Linked DNA regions of Mus musculus: regions 2 and 3 are each linked to region 1. A link is a loop called in an ENCODE intact Hi-C map of the cell type or tissue named here. Cell type or tissue: left cerebral cortex. All regions are shown on one strand.

The links. A loop is a pair of places that touch in the nucleus more often than their neighbours do. Peaks named below come from ENCODE experiments on the same cell type or tissue, not always from the same donor. Only the 100,000 strongest peaks of a DNase experiment are listed, where the experiment ranks them.
Region 2: a loop joins it to region 1, with 4 times the contacts of the local background. A loop is called at or near these places in 4 of 42 quality-filtered maps.
Region 3: a loop joins it to region 1, with 3 times the contacts of the local background. A loop is called at or near these places in 4 of 42 quality-filtered maps.

What each region holds. Positions count from the first base shown.
Region 1 is chr13:102,641,631-102,649,630 of GRCm38, reverse strand. No RefSeq gene overlaps it. Among named protein-coding and RNA genes, the nearest start is that of Gm41046, 21 kb to the left of the region's middle. In left cerebral cortex, a CTCF peak has its summit at 4,580 (motif pointing right); DNase peaks (open chromatin) are centred at 3,043 and 4,608; H3K4me3 peaks cover 245 bases; H3K27ac peaks cover 845 bases.
Region 2 is chr13:101,905,563-101,913,562 of GRCm38, reverse strand. No RefSeq gene overlaps it. Among named protein-coding and RNA genes, the nearest start is that of Gm41044, 100 kb to the left of the region's middle. In left cerebral cortex, no CTCF peak of the experiment used is centred here; DNase peaks (open chromatin) are centred at 514, 2,702, 4,330 and 7,504; H3K27ac peaks cover 1,123 bases.
Region 3 is chr13:100,843,725-100,851,724 of GRCm38, reverse strand. No RefSeq gene overlaps it. Among named protein-coding and RNA genes, the nearest start is that of Slc30a5, 14 kb to the right of the region's middle. In left cerebral cortex, CTCF peaks have their summits at 4,399 (motif pointing left) and 7,581 (motif pointing left); DNase peaks (open chromatin) are centred at 4,330 and 7,574; H3K4me3 peaks cover 693 bases.

The DNA of each region.
Region 1 (8,000 bases):
ATGAGAGACCTGTATAAAAAAATTATACAGGGGGAGTGGAATGGAAGGAAATACTTTAAGCCAACCCCTGACCTCTACAAACTCAGGCACAGGTAAACACACGCATTGCATGTGCTATACTATACCATACCATACCATACCATACCATACTATACCACACACAGACATACAGACACAGACACACACACAGACACACACACACAGACACACACACACAGACACACACACACACACACACACACACACACACACACACACTCCACCACAACCAAACAAGAAACAAACAACAAAAAAAGAGGAATGAACTTGGATTTGCTTCTAAAATTTCAGAGAAGATCTAAATTCTATGATGCCAGCTTTCTTAAAAGCAAAACAAGTAACTCTTACTTCTTGTCACCTCTTCCTGGAGCTCTGATACCAGTGGATGGAACACAATATGCTGGGATGAGGTCCAGGGAGCCATGATGGAGGAGGACCTGTCTCCCTCATCAACTGCATGGATGCTCATTTCCCCACACATATTTATTTAAGCCTCTCTAAATTTATTTTATTTTATTTTTTACATGCGCTTTGATCATTGCTCAAGGGTGACTTTTCCTTCTTGGTACTTCCTTGAATTAGGAGCACATTGGTCTATTGAAACAATTCTATGATACTGCTCAATTTTTGAAGATCTCTCTCTCTCTTAAAGATTTTGTGTATGTGAGTACAGTGTTGTTCTCTTGAAACACACCAGAGGAGGGCATCGGATCCCATTACAGACCCCATTACAGATGGTTGTGAACCACCATGGTTGCTGGGATTTGAACTCAGGGCCTTTGGAAGAACAGTCAGTGCTCTTAACCACTGAGTCATCTCTCCAAGCCCCTGGAGACATCTCTTACACTCTCCTCCATTCATTGCTCTCTATTCAATGGGAGAGAATTCGAGTTCTCCTTTTCATCAAAAGTGTTAATCTGATGTCTTCTGCATAAGCCAGCAAACAAAGGGAATTTATTATAATGTCAGAGGCATCCCTGATAGTAAAGGACTACTGCAGCCATACTACCCTAAGTGCTGGTGATTGGGGAATATGACATAGTAGGGTTTAGACTTCACATGCTGGGTGGGGTGTTTTTGTGTCCTTCTTTATGTTCTCCCAGCCTGCTGTTTGACTGTGGTCTTGGCTATGAATGCTCTATGCAGTTGTGATGCATGGGCTCCCTCCGGCCGGTGTATCATACAATCTTTGGTTGCTGATATGGAGTTTCAGGCTGTGGCAGATCTGACTTCTGCCTCGTGTTCACACTGGAAATGTGAGCAGATTAGAGCCACATAGGGCAATAATGGGAGTAAGTGTATCATTATGTCTGACCTACATCCTTCAGGAAGGTATACCAGAAGCCATTCCACAAAGAAGCTCACAGTAGCCCAGGAGGAAGGATCCTTGGTTGTCCATATCCAGTAACCAACCTAGTTGAAGACCCTATGATTGGCCCTATTTTAATTTGTCTGTTTCTCTACTTGTTTCCTCAAATCAATTCCAAAAATAAGGCATCTTCTCTCATCTGGGCTCTGCTTCTGGGAAGAACCCAGACTAAGCTAATTTAAATCAGCTTCACTCAGTTGCATTTTTCCTCTTAAATTCGGAGATGTTTGGAAACTATTTGCAAGTCTTATAAAGTACACACTAAATAAAGATGGCATGAAAAACAAGTAAACAGGAGTGTACCCCGCATGTTGTATATAAAGGCTCTATAAAGTAGGAATTGTTCTGTGAATTAGACTTTCCCCGTTCTTCGGTTGGGAGACAGACTCAGACAATTGCTTGGTTTTGTAAAAACACGTCTCCGTGATTCTACAGCTGTGCTTAGAGAGTAACTGAATAGTAATGTTTTGATCATTGCTCCACAGATGGTGAGGCCCCAGAAGACACATGTCTCTTCTGTAGAGGGGCAATGCAGGAAGTGTGGGTGTATCAGTGGGCTCTGAGTACTTTGGGATGCATCTGTGTGGGGACCTAAATGAGTGTTTCTAGTCTTTCTTTAAAATGTTTTTTTTTTTTTAAATTTATGTGTCTATGTGTGTGTGTCTGCACACACATGTACATGTGGAGGCCAGCAAGGGTGTCAGACCCCCCTGAGGCTGGAGTTATAGATGGTTGTAGGGTACTCTACTTCGATGGATGCTAGAAACCAAACTTGGGTTTTCTCAAAGAGCAGATAGTGCTTTAAACCAAGGAACTCTCTATCTCTGTATTCCCATATTTATTTATTTTTTACAAGGTGTCAATACCAATGTAATAACCTCAAATATCATAGTCCTTGGGTCACAAATAGGAAAAAAAGCTTTTGGAAACAAAAAGTATTGGGTAACCAGTTTGGCACTGGAGATGGAGATCACATTTTTTTTTTTTTTTTTTTTTTTTTTTTACATCCCGTGCCCCTGGAAAGGTATTCAGTCATTCACCTGCTGGTTTCTGATAGAGGCAGAGCCTGAGTTCAGGCCTTTGAGTCCCTTCTCAGGGTCTTTCCAGATACTACACTGCCTTACCAGAACGGCCTTTCTGCTGAACTGGAGTCAGTGAGCTTTTCTCATGTGAAGGCCCAGGCAGTGAGCAATCCGGGCTGGGCAGACATGGGAGCTCTGGTGCAGCTCCTCACCTCTGCCATGGAGGGGAGTTGGTGTACAGGGGACTAATGTGAACGAGCGGGGATATGCTTCTGAAAAGACGCGGTCATAAACACAGGAGAGGGCCTGGCTTTGGCCAGTGGGTCACCCTTTGTTGGTCCAAGTTTCATAGTAACATACAGCAAGTTCTGCTTGGTGATCATCAACGAGGCCTTTGAATCTTAGAGAATTAAAGTCCCCATCCAGCCTGATGCTGAGAGCTACTATGACATGGTGGTCCCCGCAGGACCGGGCTTCCTTCCAGGTCTGCCTATGCACAGACTCTGAGCCAGCATCCAGGAGAGTGGGCAGGCCCTCTCTAGTTTCCAGAAGGAATCGACAATTCTCTTCCTGTGCAGATAAAGGAACAATTATACCACTGGGGACTTACTGGAAAGTGAAGCGGGCTCACCAGGAAGCAGCAGGAATTTGCTTCTCAGTCATTTTCTCCACAGTCTGGCCCCGAGTCTGCCAGACTGAGAAAGGTCAGCTGGGATCACTGGCAGACTTGGAAAACTTCCAGAACCTTCACTTGTGGGATGACACATGGGGGTTTGTCAATTTCCGTGGCCCACTTGGGACTTCCTGTGGCCCATCCAGTTACCTCATCCTCTCCAGGTTCAAACACATAAGAGTTTTATCCTCAGCCGCTCTGTCAGGGCGACACTGTTGTGACACTGTCTACAAATGCGACTTTCGAGTCCTTGACCCCTATGCCTTCTTTGCGGATTTCTTGTTGACGTTTGAGAAAGTCAGAAGCCATTGTCTTTCACAGAGGTCAAATCTAGGAGCTGAGGCGAAACCCGATGTCTATGCCAACGGGGCTGGATGTTTATCCTTGAGCTTATGTGCACGCATGCATGCACAAAGTTATGTGTGAATCTCAGCTCGCCCTTTAAATTAGGTCACCTTTTCCAAGGCCTCCACTCAGGGAAGGTCCTTGAGCAGCCTTGGTGCTCTTAAGTAGCCCAGGGACCGGGTCCTTTCTTGTTAATGTCACCCCCAGGTATCCTCTCCTCTTTTGTTTCTACCATGCAAATTTACCTCCCGGCCTGTTTCAAATTTCTGAGAGTCAACGACTTACAAAGGTGGATGGAGCCTTCAGTGGATTTAGTTATCTAAATCTTAAAAACTCTATTCCATGATTACCTACCTCAAAGCTTGACAGTCCACACCTGTCATTGGACCGGAGTTTCTTCGAGTGTAATGAAGCCTTCAGAATTGAAGTGGTTTTGGGAGACATGGGGGGAAGAGTTCTATTATTTTTACAGAGTGGCACTCTTCTCCCTGGAGATAAGAAGGCTGGGTCTGGTGTGAGGCTGGAAAAAAAAAGCAAAACAAAAAACAAAAAAACAAAAAACAAAACAAAACAAAACAAAAAAAAGAGAAGGGAAGGAAAGAATATTTGATTATTTCTTCATAAACCACCAATTCCTTTAGCACCTGGCTGTGGCTCCTGCTGCCGTGTGGAGAATATCAATGGCTTTAATATTCCCATCGTTGTGCCTTGGAATCAGTTGCCTGTCCTGCTGAGCTCTCTGAATTTCAGACCAGCGCCAGCCCTGAAAACCACGGCAGATGTAAGGGAAGTTTAGCCAGAATGCTCTCAGTTAAAGCCCGCCTCAACATTTCTCCTGTGCCCATGGGGTTTTAGCACACCCCTCTCCGCAGTCCCTTGATTGAGGGGCATATCCCTAAGTGTGCAGGTACTACATTAGGACATTTTCATAAAAATTTTTAATGGTCTATTTTGTTTGAATTGGGTCATTATTCTCAGTAGCATCACTGGCAAAGAACAACTCTTGAATATTAACTAGAAGGAAAGAGAAAACAATAACAAAGGCGAAACAAAAATCTCCAACAAGCCGAGTCCGGGAAAGGAAGCTGAGGTTAGGCTGGGTGTATAAATTTCATATGGCTCATGACCACAAGGTGGCGCTATGAAAACACCTCATTTCCAAACCCCGAAAAAGATACAAATAAGGAAAACACAATGAAAGAGCCTTTCGTGCAGAAAATAGTCTGTGTCAAGAGCGAGCCAGCAAAACGCATGCACCAGCAACGCCTGTGTAGTCTGCTGTATGCATGTGGATCCCGCCTGTAACCATTTTAAGGAGCAATGTTATAGGGAGTGGAAATTGGTATTTTTGCGGGGGAGGGTAGACATTTTATAATTGATACTTTTATAATTCAAACAGGAGCTTCAACATGTGTTAAATTTTTTACATTGATTATTAAATGCATTTCATCTCCCTGGCATCTTTGAAAGTGTGACATTTTAGACATCAGAATGATAGGCTAGGCTTTCTACCCCTCAACCCACTTCTATTCTACGTTGAGAGCTTGCACAGTGGGGGACATTTATTTAAAAACAATTAGTGCCCCATTAAGGGAAACATGAAGCCTGCGGGTCACAGATGTTCTCGGCTGCTTTGGGAAATTGTCATGTAGGAAGTTGGTAAATTAATACTCTGTGGAAAATAGTTCTGTCCTTTAGACATGTCGTCTGTTATGTGACTCCCTGATGTCAGTGCCACGTTATTTCCAGTGACTAGAGTCGTGGCAGAGTGTTCTGTATGTGCATAAGGCGTCCATTTGCCGACAGTGAGATGAAAAGCTGGTATTTCACAAGTTTGTACACGGAAGATGGGATGTTGCTATAATGGCTCGGACAATCTGGTTCCTGAAGGCAGGAGTGGAAAGTCGTCCAGGGGAACAAGCAGAGAAGCCCAGGGATTCGCATTGCTGAACTCAGAGCAGCCCTCTAGATCAGGAGATATGAGAGCATTTCCATTCCTACCATGAGGTCCCAAGAACTAACTCCCCTACGAGTGCCACACTACACGGCAGGAAATGGCATGGGGCCTTGTAGTTATTCTCTAGGGAAAAATTCAGGGATGTTAGAGGGAAATGTCTACACATCACAATTTGAATTTAGATAAAAATCTAATAAAACATTATGAATTACTTTAACAAAGAAAAGGAAAGAGACAATATAGAGAGCAGTGTGTGTATGTGTGTGTGTGTGTGTGTGGCTGGAAGTATTTTGTTGTTATTATGTGACAGAATCTCACTCTGTTGCCCCATCTGGTCTTGAGTTCATGGGTCCTTAAGATTCAGCAAACAAAGTCTCCGGGACTCCAGCCCAGCACTGCTGTATCTGACTGTGAGCTGGGTTTGAACCCGGGGCCTCCAGTGTGCCAAGCCTATACTTTACCATTGAGTTATACCCTGAGGGTGTGTGTATTTCTTTTCTCCTTCTTTTATATAATCTCATCACTTTGTCAGTCAAGCTGTCATATTTTCCCATCATCCACAGAGCAGGTGGCCAGGGGAAGGTCCCTGGTTTTCCCTCTAGCTGGGGAAAACCATACAGGTCGCTGATGAAAATTATGGCTGGGTTGATTCTTGGCTGACTCAATTACAGAGGCATTGCTCCAGCTGTAAATACAACTCATGATATAAAAATTATCCAGTCCCTACTTGGGGAAAAAAAGATGCTAATTAAAATATGAACCTCTAAGGAATGTTCCTTATTTAGATAACCAGTGTGTTAACTAAATTTGAGCCTGCAGCAATATAAACAGCTATTTCTGCTACTACTGCTATGAATTGTTTTGAAGTAGTCAACAGAACTGTATATTATTATTATACGAATCATATGTCTATTAGCTTGTAGAAAAGGTATATGGAAGGAAAGGTGTGTGTGTGTGTGTGTGTGTGTGTGTGTGAGAGAGAGAGAGAGAGAGAGAGAGAGAGAGAGAGAGAGAGAGAGGGAGAGAGAGAGAGAGAGAACTGTAAAGAAAGTAAAGTTTGCAATATACCCTGTCATACATTGGGCCAAGATAGCAGCTATTTCTGATACATATACACATTGTTCTTTTTATATGCCAATTCTCACAGTACATTGGGGATCCAAGCAACTTGTTTGGACAATTCATCACATTATCTTTAAAAAAATTCAGATAATTTGATGGTGTTTTAAAAAAATTAAGATACCATATATCCTATGGTAATTAGAATTAAAAATTATAGGATAGTTGAGAAGGGGAAGTATCCTAGATTCTGGAGCAAACCATCACAAAAGAACCAAATTCCTAACTTGATTTGAAAAAAATGCAAATAATCTGGTTCCCTCACGAGGAATTTTGAATCACTTGGAGGTTGGTTAATATAGAATTAGTGAAGTCAGGCATGATCCCAACTCTCATGAGGCTGAAACAGGAAGATTGCTGTGAGTTCAGGGCCAGCTTGGGCTATAGAGTAGGGCCTAGTCTTAAAGACAAGCAGCAAAATCCTGAAAATTCAAACCCTCAAAAAAGCCCCAAAAGTAGGAAGGCAACCAAGAACATTTAAAGAATTAATTATACTCATGGTTCTATGTAGCCCAGGTTGGCCCCAAACTTCTGGTCCTACTGCCTCAGAGTCCTTGGTGCTTGTATTACAGATGTGCACTACCACGTTCAATTTTGACACAATCAGGAGACCTGGGTTTACGTTGAAGCTTCCAGCTGTGTTCGATCAATGGTTCTTGACCACTGATAGCCCGGGCATTTATTTCTTTGTTCTGATGTTTGTTAATTCTGCCTTTTAAAGGGGCCATGAATACTGAATGTGGAGAACTCACTTAGAGGACTTGGATCTATAGTGAGCCTCAAGGCTCCTCCTCTGCTTTAGAAACACAAGGGTGTTCTTTACAGCCTGGCCTATTTGTGGTGTTTGCGTTATCTTTGATGTGCTAGCGGCTTGTTCCGAAGATGCCACTGACTTTGGCTTCTTTGGCTAATGATTTGATGCAGTTGAGACTTGGGGGTGGCTTGCTTGGGTGCTCAGCTCCAGGAGACCATGGGAGGCATAGACAGGTACCTGCTTGATTCTCTGAAGCCACAGACATTCCTCAGTGGTATATACAGCATGCTACAAATACATACAACATATTTTCTATGCCAGGCCCACATCCGGCTGTCAGGCCTTGAACCCCACAGGCTTGCCTTGAGAGGTGGGGGGCTACAAGAGAGGCCTTTGTTGATTTGGGCGCAGACTCCAACAATCTATTTTCGAACCCTTAGAAGCCTCTTGTTAAGGAACATTAAAAGACCTGTAAAAGATCAGTCGAGAGCTGGCTAGCAGTTGATTTGTTAGTGATATTGAAGAATCATGTACCTTATCTTGGTGTTTAATCAGTTGATAAATTATTTCTGTATGTATATCATTTTCTTTTAAAAAAAGACTAGCCCCCCTCCTTCAGCAAAGGGTCATGAAGATTCTGCAGTCCTGGGTAATCCCTCCGTAGCAGGTCTTTTCCAATTCCTTTTATGAGATTCAATCCCTCTCCAGTATGGATAAGGCAG
Region 2 (8,000 bases), 740 kb after region 1:
TTTTTAAATGTCCCCAAGGGTGGCACAAGGGTGTCTTGGATTTTGACCACAACTAAATCTGAAAGCTGCTTTTGATAGTCCCAATAATCGGTGCCTTTTCGTTTCCTGCTCTAGAAGTAGTTACTTACCTTGAGTGTGAGTTGGATTTATTTTTGAGGTGCTGAGATTTGAACCCAAGGCCTTATGCATGGCTAGGTCAGCTCCCTACAACCACTAAATCCTAGTCCCCAAGATTCCCATCTATAGAGTAGAATACAGCAAAAGTAATGCTATAAGTTTCTCAAGACTGGATAATGTGTGCCCATGGCCGTCTATTTTTCTAGCATTCTTATCCCCAGGAGTCTTAAGAAAAGGCTATGAACTTTGTGAGAGGCTGAGGTGTAGAGTTTCTGAACAGTAGCTGTCAACCATCCTGTGCAAACCCCACCCCTACCCCACCTTTGTTCTTCAAACAACACTGGGATGCAAGTATTTGCATGGCATTTTCATTGTATTCATTGTTATCAAGAGATAATTTAAAGTATACAGAAGGATGTAGATCAGTTCTGTGCAAAGAGTGCTTAGTTTTATATAAGGGTCTTGAGCATCCAGTCTCCCATGGATACCAAGGAACAGCTATATATCTCCACTTCTACTTTTGTCAACAAGTTTCTCTGTAACACAGTGTCCTACTTTTATGTGGCTGCTTTTCTCTGAGTGAGAAAAACAATTTTTTTTTAAAAAAATCTGAAATCATTGTTCTATTAGAAAAAAAAATGCCCACTGTTTTAAAAGCACAGATTTATAGATTATAGTTCCCATGGTAACCCCTTGACCTAGAGACCAATTCTAAATCATCTTAAATGTCAAAATTTTATATTGCTGATCTTTTAATGATAATCCAGATGGCTCTGGACTTAAAACATTTATGGGAAGTGAGCTTCATTTTATATCCTTTTGTGGTAATAGAGTAACTATAGAAAAATGCATAGAAGTCTTTTTATATAACTTTATTTACCTTAAGACTATTTCTTCTTTTTCTTCTCTTCATCCTCCTCCTCCTCCTTCTTCTTGCTTCCAGTGCTCACCTGCTTTTGATAGCACCAGTAGACATCTTATCAGACCCTTCCTTCTCTATTCTGCCATCAAGAGACTGATAAGCCTTTGTTTAACCTTCGTGACAACTGGAAAACCTAACAGGCTGTTCTTCCTGGACCAGGACCATGAGACTTAGTCCTTTATAACCTGAGACATCTAAATGCAAACCCTATGCAAGGGGATTTTCTTTACCTGTTCCCGGGGTCCAGAGCTACATAACCCTCTCCAGGGGACTAGGAATATTCCCTGTGAGTTCTATTTTCCCCTACAGTGATGATAAAATTCGAGACACAGAGAGGGATCTCCTGCTATTACCTTGCTTTTCTCTGCCACTTCTCAGAATTGGCAATCCTGCATCAAGAAGCACATTAGTTTAGGGTTTGTGAGTTTGTAAGAAGGGGTAGATGGAAACCAGGATACATATTGGAGGCTCTGATGAAGGACTACCTGATAGCAATAGTGACAGCCTTACAACCGTAGCATCAGAATCACATACAGATTCAACATCAAAACCCTTCCAACCCTGCTCCCTTCTTACTCTAAATATCTCCATTGGCCCATCTCATCTCTTCTCTGCTGACAGCATGGCCTGGATGATCCTTACACAACCTCTGCCTATGAGAAGTTGAAGCAGAAAGATGGAGAGTTCATGGTCAAGTTGGACTACATCATGAGACTCTGCTTCAAAAAGAAAATACATAAAAACATACTAATGAGTGAGACTGTATTACTGCAAGGCTGATATCTGCTTGATATCATCTGCTGATAAATCTGCTATCATTTATTTTTAAGAAATGAAATAAAGTATCTGCAAACACTGCTACTCCCTATTATCCTGCCCTGTACCCAGCTAAACATCTCTATGCAGTACTGTGGTGAGCAAAAAGCTTTGAGTCTCAATCCACTTTATTGAATAAATCACAATGAAGTTGACAAGATTATCACATTTACTAATGAACATAAAACTAGGGAAAATAGTATAAATAGTTTAGCTTTTGCAAAAATGATAAATGTGTTCTATGTATGCCAAGGATGGTAGAATATTGTCCACACCATCTTAGACCAGTGGTTCTCAACTTGTGGGTTGATCCCTTTAGGATTGAATGACCCTGTCACAGCGGTCTCCTAAGACCCTCAGACATTACAGATATTTACAATATGATTCATAACTGTAGCAAAATTACATTTATGAAGTAGCAATGAAAATAATTTCATGGTCACCACAACATGAGGAACTGTGTTAAAAAGGTTGCAACCTTAGGAAGATTGAGAACCACTGTCTTAGGCAGACATGATAACCTAAATCCAAATTATTTGGTTCAGGGTTTGCAAACTACAGTCCATGAGTAGAGTTCCCTCTATTTGTTTTTATGAATAAATTTCACAAAATGCACTAATTTATCTACCTTTCCTGTGGATGTGAGGTGTGGGAGATGGCACCGTAAGGCTGTACACAAGCCACTGAGCTACATCCCTAGCCTTAGTAGGTGCTTTTAAGTTACAGCCATAGAACAGAGACAAGCGACTGTGGCTCAAAGAGCCTGAGCTATCCATTCTCTACCCTTTCGTACACTGCAATCCTGCTCCAGTCTGTATTCATGCCAAGGAGAACTGGCATGGAGACAACTCCTAAGCAGGAGCATCTTTTTCAGAGGCCCATTGCACAGTGAAAGCATACAGCCTCCTCTTCCAACTGTTAAGCAGACACAACTTATCATACCAAGCATGGGAGCCCATGCGATTGACAGACAGTAGACGGGACAGGCCATGAAGGCACTCCTAACTAGAATGCCTTCACTAGAGTTTTCTCTTTGTAACACTATTTCCATTTTCATTCCCAAGTATTTTTGAAGCCAAGTATAGAACAAAAGGAAAGTGTTAACAAAGTTTTATCATGTAGCAATATGACATAAATGAAGTTCGGAGTTGCCAATTGTCCTAGTTACTGTCTATTACTGTAACTAAACACCATGATCAAGTCAATTTACAGGAGAAAAAAAAAGGAATTTTATTTAGTTTATGGTTTTCAAGGATTGGAGTTCACAAAAGGAACAACTGAGAGCTTACATCTTGATCAAAGAGGGCAGGGGTAGTGGAGGTGGGGGGAGAAAGAGAGAGACAGAGACAGAGACAGAGACAGAGAGAGACAGAGAGAAGCACAAGCACACTGGCACAGTGGGAATCATATAACTGTTTTACCCTCCAAAGCCTGTTTCTAGTGGCACAATTTAACAAGACCACACCTACTAAGCTTTCCCAAACAGTTCCATGAACTGGGGACCAGATGTTCAAATATTTTAGCTTAGAGGGAATATTCACATCCAAGCTCCTCATTTCACTCCGTAGCCCCCTTAGGTTTTTGGCCATAATATAATGCAAAGTTTATTTAGCTTAACTTCAAAAGCTATATTCTGTAATAGTCTCAACACAGTGCCCTGAGAATCAAAGTACTGTCTTAATTGTAGCCCCCTGTAAAATCAAAAAGTGAGTTACATATGTCCAAATTACAATGAGACAGAATATACGTTACCTTCCCAAAAGGGAGGCGTTGGGGCAACATGAGGAAATCCTGGACCAAAGCAAGACTGAAACCCAGCTGGGCAAACTCCAAATCATACGGTTCTATATCTGATATCAGAGTTCTAGCTGGCTATCGCTTTTCCTACTGAGACAGGGTATGCATTGGGCATCATTTGCATCTTTTAAAATGAGAAAGGAATGTGTGTTTTTAATGTCAGGAAAGGATTCAACTTCACACTGTATGGACTGTTTCTGAAATCAGGATGGATAATTATAATTCAATCTGTCAGCAATGGGAAGTGAGAACTCTGTGTTCATGGGTTCTTTGGCATGTCTAGTGGCTTTCTCTTGCCTCTTTACTCCAAATGAAGTTGAATCTGCCATCTTGGGAACTCTGGCCATTCATATACACATATCTTTTTGGTTTAAGCAGATTCATTGATGCTTGATACAAAAATAGTAGCTTCACAAATATGTGATTTCTTGAACTTCAAGATAGGTGCTAACATCAACTGGTACTCAGGTGACCTCAGAGTGGGACACCCCTAACCACTGTGAAAGATGACATAGAAACCTAGTTTTGTTCTAGAAGTGATTGTTGACTACCCGGGTCTTTTTCTCCATGTGAGCAATCCTGTATCACATGATGAGTCTCTACTCCCAGGGGAAATATGCATTTGTCATCACAGTCCTGCTGTGGTTGGGGAACCATATGTGCACCAAGACTAAACTTGGGTTCCCTGGCAGATTGCCCCGTGAACAAAAGCAGAAATCCACTAAAAGGACAGGGAAGTTAGATTCATGACCTAAAAGGGGAAGATTAAACCAAGATGTGCCACGAACAGAGTGACGCTGCTGAAGTGGAAAGAAAGGTCAGGTGTCCTGGAGGTCAGCGAGACCCAAGGGGAGGAAGGACTGGAAATAAGCTGCCAGGGTTTGGATTCTAGCTTCATTACTGTGCATTTCTGTACATTACTGAAGCAAGTTAGCTGAGTTAGCTATGCTTCATTTTATTCATCCATTAAAAACATAATGAATAGTATCTATCTCACCAGGCTGTCTGCTGCATCAATGTTTGCTGCAAAGCCTTCATTAATAACAACATCAATATTGAAACTAGAATGCAAACTCTGGCATAAGAAGTGTAAGTCATTGTGCTGGATTGCTCAGTGCATTAGTCTAACAGGATAATAAAACAAATAGCATTGACTAAGAGGCTTATACAGAGAAATCCATCTTTTACAATTCCAGCCACATAAGAAGTTACACATCAGGTGTTGCAGAGTTGGTTTCTCCTGAGGTCCCCTCCTTGGTTTGAGGCTGGCTGTCCTGAGTTCATATAGTCATCCCTTTGACACAAATGTCAACATTTCTTAGAAGGCCACTAGTCGCACTGGTTAGAGTCTATCCTAATGGCCTCTTCTGAGCTTCACAGTCTCTCTGCTGGCCCTGTCTCTGAATACTGTCACCTTCTGAGCTACTGGGAATCAAGACATGGAAAGTCAAGGAGGTTAGGGCCATACCCATAAGAATCAGTTTCATTAAGCTAAAATTATGTTCCATTTATCCAAATGGCTCTAAATTGGCCAAACATAGGTACCAGTTTCAAACTTGGAGACAGAAGGGCAGTAGCCTCGGCCCTCTGGAGGTCACTGCAGTTGTTGAAAGCAACAGACGCTGAATGCCAGGGGGACCTAGTTTATTTACCCTGGCTCTCCTCTGATGCTCAGCCTGTATTCTACACTGGTGACCACCGGAAATGAGGCTGCCCCCTCAGCAATCATCACATACTTGAGAGCCACAGGCTTTCCCCACCCTTTTACCTCCACATTTCTATGTCTGGACGTGCCTGGCTTCTTGAGTGACTAGCTAGGAAGGCCTCTGATCTGTCCCCCAGCTTCCCCTCATTTCCCACAACTGTGCAATCTAGTTAGGAAGTACTTATGTTGTCCTGTAACTCCCAGAGTCACCGCTCATGTGACTGAACCCCGAGTAACACAGAAAGAAGAAGAGGGGGCCTTCCAAACCTGTTACTGAGAGCTATGAGAGTCCGAAAGCCTGCCGGTATTCCCAAGCCTGAGCTCATTCAAAAGCCCACGGACGCACATCGTTCCTCTTTCCATTTTGTTCTGATCCCAGTATGTTTCACAAATGGCTGCCAAGTAAAGGTTCCCGGAATCATAGTCACATCATCAAGTGGCGATCAAGTGAGGTCCCATAGGTGGTAAGCAGGGGTCACTGGCTCAGAATAGAGAACAAAGTTCTTAGAGGGTGCTTTCCAGGGAAAAAAAAGTGAAACATGTACGCAAAGTGTGAGAAAAGACTAAGCGTGGGTCACTGGTGGGAAAGTATAGAAAAAAACAAAACTTAACAAAGGAAAGGCATAAAAAAAAATCGAGGCACTTTTAAAAAGTAACTAATTTAGTACATACAAAAATCGGACGTGTATGGTTTTTTTTAATTACATTAGAAATTAGACAAGATATGTAATCAATCTAGCCCCATATTGAGAAGTGAAGGAGAAGTTTCAGACTGTGATGTGATGTGATGTGATATGAAATTGTGGGGAGAGTGTATGAAGAGATGGGAAAGACCTGTTGGAGGCCTGGCTGAGATGGCCCAAGAGGCAACTCCTTTGAGAGGCCAGACTGTATGTCTGTGGTAGCTGTGAGAGAACAGTAACAGCAAGAGAAGGTTTTAGAGAGATATGAGAAGATAATTATATAATTAGGGACTTATTTGGGGAATATGAGAGCCAATGAAGAGGAAGAAATGAAAAAGAACCTTGTGAGAAAAAGGAAATTAATCAGAGCTCAAGTGGAAGGAAGATCTGAGTTCTGGTGAGGCCTGGGCATTTTTATCACTATAGGGGGGAGGAAGAAGACACAGACCAACAAAAAGAGATTGTGTATATGTGTGTGTGTGTGTGTGTGTGTGTGTGTGTGTGTGTGTATGTGTATGTGTTGTGTGTGTGTGTGTGTGTGTGTGTGTATGTGTATGTGTTGTGCATGTGTTTGTCTATATGTGTGTGTGTGTGTGTGTGTGTGAGTATGTGTATGTATGTATGTGTATGTGTGTGGTGTGTGGTGTGCCTGTGTGTATGTGTATATGAGTACGTGTGTGTGAATGTGTATATGTGTATGTATGTTTATGTGCGCATATGTATTTGTGTTTATGTGTGCATATGTATGCATGTGTGAATGTGTATATGTGTGTGTTTGTGTGTGTGTGTGTGTGTGTGTGTAAGACTGAGATGAGGACACCTCCCTCCTTTCACTTCACCTCTGCATACTTAAGTATGAAGTCTCAACATACTTTCCTAGAGCTCTGTCCCAACCCCTGCCACTTTGGGAGGTCAGAGAATGAGGAAAGACCTAAGTCAGAGAGGAAGAGATTATAAGCCAAGAGAGGGAGAGAGGAACCATTCTGTTGGAGTCACACAGCTAATTAGGGACTGAAATCAAACTGGCTCCGAGCCTAGTACTCTTTCACTACCAAATTACCATGTAATATTGAACAGATGGGAGTGATTAAGGCTTAGGGCCATTATGAAGGCTAGCATAACCTGTGTTGCATCCAATAAGAGAACGGAGTAGAACCCCAGCCGAGAGATTTGAGCCTCACATTGCAGGAAGGGATAATTTTACCCACTGTGAGCCATGATTAGGTTTGAGTGGATTGAAGTAAACTGTAAACTTTTTAAAGTCACTGCTTCACTGCAATCCAACCCAGCTGGGCTAGAGAAACCCTGGCTGCCTTGGGTGGCACTCAAGGCACAGGAAGGGAGAAATGCCAGGCAGGAATATCCAGAATATGAACTGAAATCCACTCTCGAAGTCACACAGAGCCTCTGCAAATCTTCGTTCCACTCCATTCAGAGGCATGTATTAAATACACTGAAAGTTTAGACACTACTTAAAAATAACATTCGCCACTCCACCTCCACACATGTGGGGGCCTCGCAATATAACTTCAATGACAAGAGGCTCTTCCTCAAAATAGTCTTCCCTTAGACAGCTCCTTCATGACATCATGCAGCTTAAAAATCTTCTTTCCTTCTGTATTTGCATTTCTAAAATATCTTGGAACTTGGTATTTATTTTGATTGACATTTTTTTTATCCACCCTGTGGGTTTCAATTCCCCCTTCTCTTTACAAACGATGTAGAATTGTGAGTGCTGGCTATCTTAGTCATCTTTCTAGTGCTGTGGCACCATGACCAAGGCAACTCTTAAGAAAGAAAGCATCTAATTGAGGGCTGGTTTACAGTTTCAGGGGTTTAGTCCATTATTGTTCATGGTAGGAAGCATGGCGGCAGCAGGCAGGCACTGGAGCAGTCACTGAGAGCTATATCTTGATCTGTGACTTCAAAGATCACCCCCAGTGGCCCATCTTCTCCAATA
Region 3 (8,000 bases), 1.8 Mb after region 1:
TAGGCAAACTCCCACATACACTAAATAAATCTTTTTTTGACTCAACTCAAAAGCTGGGTATGGGGCTGGCGAGATGGCTCAGTGGTTAAGAGCCCTGACTGACTGCTCTTCCGAAGGTCCTGAGTTCAAATCCCAGCAACCACATGGTGGCTCACAACCACCCGTAATGAGGTCTGCCGCCCTCTTCTGGTGTGTCTGAAGTCAGCTACAGTGTAGTTACATATAATAAATAAATAAATCTTTAAAAAAAAAAAAAAAAGCTGGGTATGGTGGCTCAGGCCTTTATAACCTCAGTACTCGGGAGGCAGAAGCAAGTGGGTCTCTATGAGTTTGAGTTCCAAGCTAGACAAGGCTAGATAGACCCTGTCTCAAAGAATAAAATAAAAACACAACTCAAGAACATATGAAAGGCTTTGTTTCTAAGGTTAAAAAAAAAGAAAAAGAAAAAGCAACAGCTTGAGCTTCAAATAAAAACTACAGCAAGATTTAAAAGAAACAAGTGAATCAAGACACATTACAGAATTAGCTTTCCAGAGCAACTAGAGAAGGAATCTTAAGTCTCCCAAAAGTCTACTCAAAGAAGCCTGTGAAACTTGGGGCCATTGATGGGTCCATATTCTGATGTATCTAGCAAAAGAAAAGTTTAAGTCCTGATGCATAACCAACAACTTACATGCCATAGACTCCTGGTCTATGCCATCATACCATATGAAGTGTATCTTTGACAGATCTGAATTGTCACAACAAAGGACCACCAACCATAGTACTTAAACAAGAGTTGGTTTCTCACAGCAGTTGAGGCCTTTTGCGGAAAAGCTCTCTTCAGTGCATGCAGACAGCTGCCTTCCTCCTGGATCTTCACATGGTAGGAAAAGATCAGGCTCTCTGTCATCTTTTTATAATCTCACTGTGACCTCATCTAAACCTATTTAGATGCCCTAATCTCCAAATACCACCATCACATGGGAGCTCTGCCTTTAATATATGAACTTCCAGAGATATGATTCAGTCCACAGCAGTTTCATTGTATTTCACATTGTTGACCTGCCTTGGTAAACAAAGAATATGGAAGCCTTGATATAAATACATTTTCTTTGGTTACTTCTCAAAAACCAAGCCAAACCACTAGGCAAGAAATCCAACCAGTTTCTCTATGAAGCTAAAGTTAGTTCAGCTTCTGTTATTTCAGTTTACAGAAACTTTTCTGGTTCACACCCAACACAAACACACACACACAGAGAGAGAGATTTAACTTATATACTGTACATTAAGCTAAATCATAGTACAAGTGAGCTACACAGTGTGCGTATCAAGACAACTCCAAGTTACTCAAGTAGAGCTTCTGATAAAATTGAAACCTGGTCAGTAGCAATTCGTCAGGGGTTAACAAAGGAACCCAGGTAGCCACGCTTACTTGTGGACTCTGTCCATTGACTCCACGATTGTGGATAACTCGGGAATTCTCCTTGTTCAGCTCATCTGCTATCAACCAGCATCTCACTGTATCTTGACCCCACAACTAACCCAACTCTTAACTCCAACAGCCTCTTTCCATCTATATCCTGGCCCCCATCTGGCCACTCCTGGTCTGGCCACTACCATCCACCTACCTTACACTTACCAACTGCCAAGATCAACACTCGAGACTCAGCTAGTAGTCTGTAGACCACCTCATAGGCCACTGGACCAACGTTTCTCAAACTTGAGCATGGGGTGGCCTGGAAGGCTTAGGAAAGCATGAGCTGCCCCCAAAGTTATGATCCAGTGCATCTCCAGTAACAGCTCGAGAGTATGCATTTCTAACAAAGTTCCAATGAACTGGGCCATTCCATGGGTAGAAATTAAGATTTATTGGGGGAATTCAAGCTGCCAGGGCTGTCTCTCTGGGGTGTGTATGGCCACAAAGAGAGAACACCAAAATGAGGAGAACCTCGCCAGTCTTAAGGCACCAGGCTGCGGCTGGATAAAGCCTGTGAACAAGAACATTCTGGGAGGAAGAGTGTAGTAGGTGGCTTGTGGCACCTGAGACCTAGCATGGGGACTTCGATCTGTTGCAAGCTTGCTTAATTGAGAACCATACCCCAATTGCTGGAGGTGGTTAGCTATAGGGGTGGTTAAAAAAAATGAATGGCTTTTCTAACAAGCAGAAACCCACTTCCCCCTCCCCCCCCCCCCCCCGCCCAGGTTTCTGGGAAATGACAAGTTGGCGCTTTTGTTTATCCACTGGAGACCTTTTTGTTTACCTGGTCAGAATCCATCCTGACCTGTGCCCAGGCTGTCATTTAGGACAATGTCAGCAACATTGCCATCAGGGGAACCTGCTTTAGGCTTTGTGGTTTGAAAGGGAGTGGCCTCCATAGACTCCATGTTGGTGAATGCCCAGCCCAGGGGGAGTGACACTATTAAGAAGTATGCCCTTGTTGGAATAGGAGTGGCCTTGTTGGAGTAGGAGTGGCCTTGATAGAGGAAGTGTGTCACTGTGGAGGCGGGCTCTGAGGTCTTCTATGTTCAAGCTATTCCCAGTGTGGCACAGTCTCCTGCTACTTACCAATCCAGACGTAGAACTCTCAGCTTCTTCTCCAGCACCCTGTCTGCCTGCATGTCTCCATGCTTCCCACTCTGATGATAATGGACTAAACCTTTGAAACTATAAGCCAGCCTCAATTTAAAAAAAAAAAAATTAATAAGAGTTGATGTGGTCAGGGTGTCTCTTCACAGCAATAAAAACCTTAACAAAGACAAACTTAACAATGTTGATGTTTCTGATCTTGAAATGACCTTAGATAAAGCATCGGCCATAGGCATCATACTCATCTAGAATATGACGATCTATGAATCAGGAACTTCCCAGTGCCACTTCCCTCAACAAAAGGCTCTGGACATGAATTTCCTGTGACCTATGGACAAGCAAGCTGAACTCTGACAGGGTTTCTGTTCTGTCTCTCTCTGAGATTCCTCAAGAACTTGTGGAGCCCCCCTCCCCCACTCAGGGGTCTATTCATTTCACCTAGTGCATGCTAAGGGCATGCTTTATGGAGGCAAGCACTCGATATGCAACTCATAGTGACTGAGGACTCCAGTAAGTAATTTTAAATACTTATAAATCCAAGACAAATATTCTGGTGCCCTTTTTAAATACAAAGATTCATCAAAAGAACACTACTGACATTCTCAAAGTCTCCACTCAGATCATATTGTGATGGAAATACAAGTATGAAAGGACGAAACAAGGGAACACATTCAAAGAATTACTTAAATTGGAAATAGCGTCACATACCCAGAATCCCAACAAGCAGGAGGATCAAGAGTTCAAGGCCAGCCTCAGCTACATGTGTGAGTTAAAGTCCATTTTGCAGTATATAATGAGGCCCAATTTCAAACAATTATCCAGCTTGATATCAAAGTGTTATTGAGCCAGGTGTGGAGCAAAGGCAGATGGATCTCTGTGAGCTCAAGACCAGCCTAGCCTACATAGAGGTCCAGATTAGCCAGTGAAACTCTGTTTAAAATTAATTAAATAATTTTTTTCAAGAATGAATTAGGGGGGGCGTGGTGGCGCACGCCTTTAATCCCAGCACTCAGGAGGCAGAGGCAGGCGGATCTCTGAGTTCGAGGCCAGCCTGGTCTTCAAAGTGAGTTCCAGGACAGTCAAGGCTACACAGAGAAACCCTGTCTCGAAAAATCAAAAAAAAAAAAAAAAAAAAAAAAAAAAAAGAATGAATTAGAAACTCCTCAGTAATCCAAATGATGAAAAAAAAAAAAAAATCAAAATGTATTACAGTGAAAGTAAGTTAGCCTCTGGGTGATCAAAACCCAAAATCCAGCTGCATTCAACAGAAAAATAAATAAATAAATAACCTTTTTTTTTTTTTTTTTGAGACAAGGTCTCATGTAACCCAGAGGGCCTGCAACTTGCCACTTTAAATTTAATTTCTGATCTTCCTGCCTCCAACTCCCAGGAGTTGAGGGTTACAGGCACGGACCACCATGCCTTTTTTTTTTTTTTTTTTTTTTACTGGCTCCTTGGAACTGAAAGCAAGGGTTAGGATGGGAGGAAAAGAAGCGTTCTACTCACTGAGCCACATCCTAGCCCATTCCCAGGGGTGAGCTTTTCTGAGAGGGAAAAGAAGTTCAGGAGACCTGCAAGAGGCAGAAAATCGGCCAAAGACACGCTAGACTTTCAGTAAAACTCATCCAAAGTCAGCCTCTAAAGTGGGAGTTCTCAAGTACGCGTGAGCTGTTTTCCCTGGGCAGATGGGAAGATGCAGCTGAAGGCCAGCTTCGCTCCCCAGTCCCGGGAGGCTGCAGTGCCCGCCCGCCCACTCCGCGGAGCTTCCACTGTGTTTGTACTGTCTGGATTCATTGTATTGTTGTATTACATCGTCCTCTAGTGGCTTCACATTTTTTTCTTCTCTCCCTTCTCTTCAGGCTGATTTCTTCATTACATCACACAACACTTGATACCTAACAAATGAACTCAGATGAATGACGAGACTGAAGATGGTGAGCCCATTGTCGTTAGGACAGTGCTCGAACAGCTTAGGCTCACCAACTTCAGCCACTGAGCTTTTCTTTAAAATAGAGATTACAATATAATTTGCCACTGCCTCTGCTGGAGAGCGAATGGGATTTGGTTTGGCGGCTGCGACAGTCTCCTGCAGCCCAGGCTATTTACTCTGTATCAGAGAGTGATCTTGAGCTCCGGACCCTCCAGCCTCTACTTTCACACGTTAGGAATTATAGTTGTAAACCACCACACCCGTTTGTACTGATATTTGTTTACCCCGCCACCAAAGCTTTTATGTTGAAACCCCAGTCATCACAGGTGATAGCATTTGGAAGTGGGGCCTTTGAGCACTAATAAGGTTTGTGTTCAGTTGTGAGAACAAGACCACCCACACTCAAGTTGGGATCCTTGCGTCTGTGGATCTCAACCTTCCTGGGGCTGTGAGTTCAAGACCCTCAATATAGCTCCTCATGTTCTGGTGATCCCCCAACCACAAAACGATTTTCATTGCTACTTCATAACTATAATTTTGCTAATGTTATAAGGCATAATAAATATCTGTGTTGGTTGCTTCAGCAGCCACGCTGCCTGTGGTGCACTGGTAAACAGCCTGGGCTGACTAAAGCACGCTTCTCTGTAAGTAACCTCCAGTCAGCTCTGTACATTAGGGGCCACGGCTGCGAGCACAGAACTCCAAGACTGATGACTGTAAGTTTCCTAGTGATGACAAGTACAGCCACTTAGTGTGCTTACAGCTGATCTCTGTCCCCGAATGCTGTGCCCACAGGGATGCGGGAGGAGACCCTGGCATCTCAGTCATGACTCATCTCCTGAACAAGACAATGATGCAACTTATGGCTCATTAATCAGTTTTTCTCTCGGCTTGGTATATTGTGGAGATTTGTAGATTTGAGTTTGGGGGAGGGGGGGGAGACGGGTTTTTTTAGTGTTTTGTTTCAGTTTGGGGGCTTGGGTTTCTTTTGTTTTACATTTTTATTAAACAAGTGTTTTGGGTTTGTTATTTGGTTTTTTTGTTTTGTTTTGTTTTTTTGTTTATTTCTGTGTGTATAAGACTTACTGATTATCAGTTCGGGGTGGTATAGAGGATACAAATGGAACATGCCTATGATCTCTACCTTACTCGAGGTATCATTTGCTGTGGTGAAACATCATGATCAAAGCATCTTGGGGAGGAAGAATTAGATGTGGCTTACTCTAGCACATCACTGAAATCAGGAAAGGAACTCAAACAGGGCAGGAACCTGGATTGCCGCAGAGGCCATGGAGAGGTGCTGCTTACTGGCTTGCTCCCCACAGCCTGCTCAGCCTGCTTTCTTATAGAACCCAGGACCATCTGCACAGGGTGTCCCCACTCACAATAGGCTAGACCCTCCCACATCAATCACTAATTAAGAAAATGCCCTACAGGCTTGCCTACACCCCAATCTTGTGGAAGCATTTTCTCATTTGGGTTCTCTTCTCTCAGACAGCTCTAGCCTTTGTCAACTTTAGTCAGCACACTCTCAAAGTATTTATAGTATGAAGGCAAACCAGAGCACACACATGTCCTATACCATTAGCATCATGGAGTGCTGCAAAGAGGAAGAGTAAAAGATCTTTAGGTATTCAAGAGAAAGGATTCGCTTCTGAAATCACTCTCCTTGGATGCTTGGCGTCCATCTTTTGTTCCTGCATGGAAATTATGCAATGGCCAATAGGCCTCAGGAAAGCAACAGTGACTAGAAATGATGTCATCACTCTATGTATGCTACAACCATGGCTGACGACACAAACCTTACTTTTTAGTTTCAGGGAACTGGATTTTAAAGTAGAAGAAACCCTCACTTGTTACTGACTGGCTTTAAAAAGCTTATTAAGTACCATTTGGAAAGAAAATCAGCTAAGAGCTCGATGTGATGGTAGTAAGCCCAGCACTCCGAAGGCTACAGCAGGAGAATCACGAGTTTCAGTCCAGCTTGAGCTACACAGTGAGACCTGGTCTCACAAACTAAGTACAAGCACATATGCATGTGCACAGACACAGAGACAGGCAGGCAGACAGGCAGACAGACAGACAGACAGACAGACAGACAGAGACAGGGACCCAGGGACCCAGGGATATAGAGAAAGAGACAGTGAGAGACAACGAGACAGGAAAAGAGAGAGACAGAAAAAGAGAGAGATAGGGAGGCAGAGAGAGATGTAGAGAGAGACATACACAGAGAGACAGAGAATGGGGCGGAGAGACAGAGAGACAGGGAGATAGAGGCACAGAGAAAGAAAGAGACAGAGAAACACAGAGAGAAAGAGACAGAGGCAGATAAAGAGACAGTGGAAGCGACGAGAGTTTTCTGGGATAGCAAACTTGGAAAGCCACAACTGTGGTTTCTCTTGGGGCAATCATAGCAGTACACAAATCAAGATGGCTCCAGGCCTTTCCAGCTGAATGTATGCCTCTGGAATACCCAAGACACTTTTCAAAAGAAGACATTGAAATGTCAGGAACATGGGGGGGGGGGGGGGCTTTTGAGATAGCATTGGAAATGTAATTGAGGAAAATACGTAATAAAAAAATATTTAAAAAAAAGAAATGTCAGGAACATAAAAAATACTCACAGGTTGTTTTTTGTTTGTTTGTTTGGGCTTTTTTTTTTAAGTCATTGAAGAAAATGTAGTTTAAAGGGGATACTATTATGTGTACATCTGTCAAAAAGTCACTCAATTGAAAAGATTTGACAACATCAAAGGTTAACACAGAGACGCAACAATCAGAACTCTCATACATTGTCGATAGGCCTATAAAATTATTGGGCATCTTATAAAGGTAAAAGTGCTTACAATAATGATTTTCTGTGATCTGACAATTCCACTCCTAGATATTTACCATCAAGGAAGGAAATACTTGTCAACACAAAAATTCGTATAATAGCTTCATCTATTATATCCCAGAATGGAAACAACCCAGGTATCTATGAAGAAGATAACAAATATAATTTCATTTGTCCAGTTCACCCCAGAGCAGGAGGCTCATCACTGCCTGTTTAACTCCAGCTCCAGGGCATCTGGCACCCTCTTCTGGCCTCATCATGCACTGGCACCCTTATGTCATAGTCACACACAAAACATATCTTGGGGACGAGGGTTAGTGTGGTGGTACATGCAATTTAATCCTAGCACTTGAGAGGCAGACAGGCAATTTTAAGGCCAGCCTGGTCTACATAGTGAGTTCTAGACCAGACAGGGCTACACAGAGAGACCCTATCTCAAATTTAGTTAAACAAAATTTTTATTTTTTTTTTCTTTTTCCCCGCCCCAAACAAAATTTTTAAAAGAAAGGAAAATTAAAATAGCTGTTTTCTCTATTTGGTGGATGCTATGATCCTTCCAAAATTCATATGCTGAATCTAATTACCAAGGCCAAATTTTAGCAGTTGAACTTTTGGAATCAAAATGATTTAAGGCTCAGTGAGTTAGCTATCTCCTTTGCTTCGTG